Regions from separate parts of the Mus musculus genome. Here region 1 is linked to region 2. Evidence: chromatin loops called from intact Hi-C (ENCODE). Cell type or tissue: left cerebral cortex. All regions are shown on one strand.

The links. A loop is a pair of places that touch in the nucleus more often than their neighbours do. Peaks named below come from ENCODE experiments on the same cell type or tissue, not always from the same donor. Only the 100,000 strongest peaks of a DNase experiment are listed, where the experiment ranks them.
Region 1: it touches region 2 in a loop (4-fold over the local background); 7 of 42 quality-filtered maps call a loop at or near these places.

What each region holds. Positions count from the first base shown.
Region 1 is chr15:98,709,614-98,712,113 of GRCm38, forward strand. All of the region lies in intron 2 of Ccdc65 (coiled-coil domain containing 65), which reads left to right. Among named protein-coding and RNA genes, the nearest start is that of Ccdc65, 2.7 kb to the left of the region's middle. In left cerebral cortex, a CTCF peak has its summit at 1,040 (motif pointing left); a DNase peak (open chromatin) is centred at 1,011; H3K4me3 peaks cover 209 bases.
Region 2 is chr15:98,578,880-98,581,379 of GRCm38, forward strand. The region is part of intron 1 of 4930415O20Rik (RIKEN cDNA 4930415O20 gene); the gene reads left to right. Among named protein-coding and RNA genes, the nearest start is that of 4930415O20Rik, 9.1 kb to the left of the region's middle. In left cerebral cortex, CTCF peaks have their summits at 817 and 1,413 (motif pointing right); a DNase peak (open chromatin) is centred at 1,406.

The DNA.
Region 1 (2,500 bases), 130 kb after region 2:
TATTATTAATTATTATTTTGAGACAAAGTCATGTATCCTATTATTGTTATTACTATTATTATTACTTTTGAGACAAAGCCATGCTTTCCTATAATGGCCTCAGACTCACACGTAACAGGATAGATAACCGTGAACTCCCCACCCTCCTACCCCAACTTCCCAACTGCTGGAGTGGCAGGTGTGAGCTACACAGCTGGATCTACCTAATCAGCCTTCAAGCCTTCACCAGGCACAGGCTGTGACAAACGTGGCCTATTGGTTCTAATCACTGTCACTGAGATGAGAAAGGAATTTCTGAGCTGTAACTCTTCTCCCCTACCTTAGAGGCTCTGAATCCTATGGGGCAGCCAGCATCACCAGCAACTTGAACTCAGGCCCACGCCTTTATTTCAGTATCCGAAGGCTCAGTTCCAGAGAAGGAAGCTGACCTATCCAGGGTTGTCCAGTTCCAGGCAGAAGCCGAGAGGACTCTCGTGTGGATATTTTGTTCTTTCTGAAGGGTCTCACTCTGTAACTCTGGCTGTCCTGAAACTTGCTATGTAGCCAAGGCTGGCCTCAAACTCACAGAGATCCACCTGCCTGTGTAGGTGCTTTGGCCTAGTCCACTGCCTCATTCAAACAGTTTGGCCTCCTTGATTTAACATCAGAGGCTCTGGACAAGGTCGGGAAGCCCTCCCTCACAGAGGTAAGAGCAACTCTGGATTTCCAAACCATTCAATCAGCCATCTTAACGCTCTTTTGGAGAGAGACAGGAGACTGAAACAGACTTGTGTAGCCCAGATGGCTGTAATTAGCAATCTTCCTATTTCTGCCTCCCAGAAACTGGGATTATTGGAGGTGCCATCAGCCCGGATCTGCATATGCTCTTAAGAAATTCCTGAATCACTCTCATCTTTTAAGGGATTTTGATGCATCCATTTCTTAAAACCTATGGGTATGGGGGCTGGAGGGATGGCTCAGAGGTTACCGGTAACCACACGGTGGCTCACAACCATCTAGAATGAGATCTGGCGCCCCCTTCTGGCCGGCAGACACATGCAGGCAGAATGCTGTATAAATGATAAATCTTTAAAATCCTGTGTGTATGGTATGTGTGGGGGCGGTACATGCCCGTGGAGGTCAGAGAGAACCTTGTGGCATCAGTTCTTTCCTTCTACCTCCCTAGGTTTAACTGCTTCCTTGGCTCGGCGTGTCTCCACCTCCCACTTTTAAAGTTCCTGTGGTTTAAGCAGAAATAAAGCCTGTGTATGGGCCTTCTATTCTCTGTATTCCCTGTACAGCCTGGCTTTGGGATTGGTGACCTTGATGGCCACCTTGCTGCCCTTCCCAGAGAAGCCTTGGGAATCTGGGGGGCTGTGGGGGGACATCGATGAGGTTTGTCAGGTGAGGGTGGCACGTCCAGCCCCTTGATGCTGGGGACCAGAGGTTTACAGAGTCCCTGGGCAGCACACGCTTGCTTTGCTTGTCGGTCTCATGACCAGTGCTGAGCCTCAGCATCTTCTCCGAAACCTACTGATGGCCCCGAATTTCTGTTTAGTCCTGACATATGGCCGGACTTATGCCGGAGGAAATTCTTGGCCCCCCTTTTCATTATCTCAGGCTTCACTAAAGATCTGAGTGGAGCCACAATCCATGCAGGCGGCCAACTTGAAGGTGGCACCAAGGAGTTTGGGGGCGGGGGGAGGCGGGGTTACAGCTGCTTTTATTTGTTTTTCTTTTTCTTTCTTTGGGTGTTTTGTTTTGTTTTGTTTTGTTTGTTTTTTGGTGTTTTGTTTTGTTTGAGATAGGACCCTTGCTGGCTTGGAACTGGCTGTGTAGATCAGGCTAGTCTCAAACTTAGAGAGATCTACTTGAGAGGTCTACTGTCTCCTGAGTGCCAGAATTAAAGACATGCGCCATCATCAGTCCCAGTTTGTCCCTGTTTCAACCCTACCTTTTACAGACTACCTGTTCACTGACTCCTCTTAATCTTTTCTTCTCTCTTTCTTTTTCTAAAGATATCTTTTACTTATTTTATGTATATGAGTACACTACAGCTCTACTGATGGATGTGAGCCATCATGTGTTTGCTGGGAATGAAGGTTGCTCACTCTGGTTCGCTCTGGCCTAAAGATTTATTTATTATTATACCTAAGTACACTGTAACTGTCTTCAGACATACCAGAAAAGAGCATCAGATCTCATTATGGATGGTTGTGAGCCACCATGTGATTGCTGGGATTCAAACTCAGGACCTTCAGAAGAGCAGTCAGTGCTCTTAACCACTGAGCCATCTCTCTAGCCCCCTAATATTTTCTTCTCGAACAAAACTTCACAGTGACAGCAGATATTCACTGTACATCTTTCCTTCTGCCTAAGCCTTGCAGGGGTGAGGAGTCAGTAGGCCCAGGGCTGCTTCACACTGCTGGTTTTTGTGTTTTCTTTTTAAAAAGTTATTTATTTTTATTTTATGTGCATTGGTGTTTTGCCTGCATGTGTGTCTGTGTGAGGGTGTCAGGTT
Region 2 (2,500 bases):
AGAACCTATTTAATAGTCGTCTTCCCAAACACTTACTACCATGGGATATTTTTATCACAATTTTTTCTTTGAAGGATGATTTTTTTTCTCCCTCTCCTAGTGGGTGTGAGTGTATTAAAACATTCAACTCAAAAAAAGCTCCTCTTGTTCCCTTATTACAGTCTTAATGAAAACTCACTGAGTTGAGTCAACACAGTCAGATATTCCTCCAGTCCCGAATCCTTCCTTTCTTTTCCTCCTGATTAAAAAAATAAAACAAACCCACAGGACTTGGAGAGATGGCTCAGTAGTTAAGAACACTGGCTTCTCTTCCTGAGGACCTGGGTTCAGTTCCCAGAATGCACTTGGCAGCTCACAATCATCTGTAACTCTAGATCCAGGCAATCCCGATGTCCTCCTCTGGTCTCCATGGACACAGAAGGCATGAGGTGTTCATACTCTCAGGCACACACAGACACATTAAACCTCTTTTTAAAATATGCAAAGAGGACAGGGACAGGGAGCAAGCTTCGATCCGTCCTTAACAGGCAGAGCCTCAGTTTCATGTGGCACCCAGGGTTGTGTGGCCTGAAAGAGCCAACACTACACAGGTCCAAAGTGCTTCTGACCCCTTACCAGCAAATGGAGGTGATGGTCTACCTTTTTCTCATAGAGATTAAACAGTAGGAGCTGAGGGTGGTGGCTCATGCTGTAATCCCAGCACTTGGGAGGCTGGAACAGCTCAACCCAGGCTAGGCAGTGAGTTAGCTTCATGTAGAATATAGATGAACTGGGAGGTGGCTGACTGTGTACCACACTTGTGAGGAGAACCTGACAGCCTGAGATTCAATCTTTTTTTTTTTTTAAAGGGAACATTTTTTTAAATTATTTATTTATTATATGTAAGTACACTGTAGCTGTCTTCAGACACTCCAGAAGAGGGCGCCAGATATTGTTACAGATGGTTGTGAGCCACCATGTGGTTGCTGGGATTTGAACTCAGGACCTCTGGAAGAGCAGTCAGTGCTCTTAACCGCTGAGCCATCTCTCCAGCCCCCCTGAGATTCAATCTTAAGAGCATACCTAAAAGCCTGATGCAGGAGTGCACACTCCTGTCACGCCCCAGGGAGGAGATAGGAGAGTCTGACAGCACAGGTAAGCCTAACATATGCAGAGGCCAGCAACAAGAGAGACCGTGTCTCTAACAAGGTGTAAGGCAAGACACACACACACACACACACACACACACACACACACACACACACCTGTAGAGGAAGGGAAAGGAGGAAGGAAGGACATACCTTCAACCCTGCCTGCCATGTCCCCTGCTCAATCTTAGGCTTCTTGGTCTCTCTGAGCCACCTGACTGGTGACTGATCCACTTGCTGAGAACCAAGACATGCTCGCCTGTAAACTCCAGCAGAGGGCACTGTAGTTCCAGCTTTTCAAACAGGAGCATGTGTGGCACAGTTCAGCCAACAGTGGCCTTGGCCAGGGACCCTCTGTGTGCCTTTGTACATAGGACAACTGTATGGAGCTGTATCCTGAAACCACACACACTTATAACCACCACAAGCCATCAAGTTTCATCCATGAAACTAGACAGGGAGCTGTCCATGTGCCTCCCAACCAGCGATGAAGCCTCCAGAGTCGGCCCACTTCCACACTGGTGACTTTATAGCAGCAGAGGGGCCACTTTTCCTCAGCCTTTCCTCCATGCTTTTCCTTACTGGGACTGGTCCGGCTCACTGGGAGAGCGACCTACTAAGTTCCACTCTTTCCTGCTTCCGGTGCTGACTTTCAGAAATTACATCCTACATTTAGTAGAGCTCAGAGACCATGTGCTCTCCCTCTGGATTAATATTTCATATCTTCCATCCAACTCAAGGTTGAGTTTAGGTAAGCAGTCACATCTGTGCATATCTCTCTCTCTTTAATTATTTATTTCTCTTTATTTATTTATTTATTTTATGTATATGAGTATACTGTAGCTGTCTTCAGACACACCAGAAGAGGGCATCGGATCCCATTACAGATGGTTGTGAGCCACCATGTGGTTGCTGGGAATTGAACTCAGGACCTCTAGAAGAGCAGCCAGTGCTCTTAACCACTGAGCCATCTTTCCAGCATATCTGTATACATCTCTAAGGAGTCTGATGCTGTCAGTCCAAGTCCTCTGTCTCTCCTCTATGTGGAAACCTCCACATAGCTATTTCAAGATGCAGTTGTGTATGATCAGAAAGAGAATCTCTGGATCCAAGCAATTCAGGGGAAACTCATGTTTCTACCTCAACCACAGGCAAATGACTTAAATTCTCTGTTTTTGTTTTTGTTTGTTTGTTTTAAGTCCCTACTTATTAGGGGACACATGAGTATTGGCTATCTTTATCTCTAGGAAATCCACTTTACCTAAGTAGTCTGAAGCATTAAGTCGCTCTGCGGCTCATGCCCCATCTGCTTCCCCTACATTCAGAATGAGCAGGCACACCACTAAAGGAAGACACAAAAGCACGAAACTGGC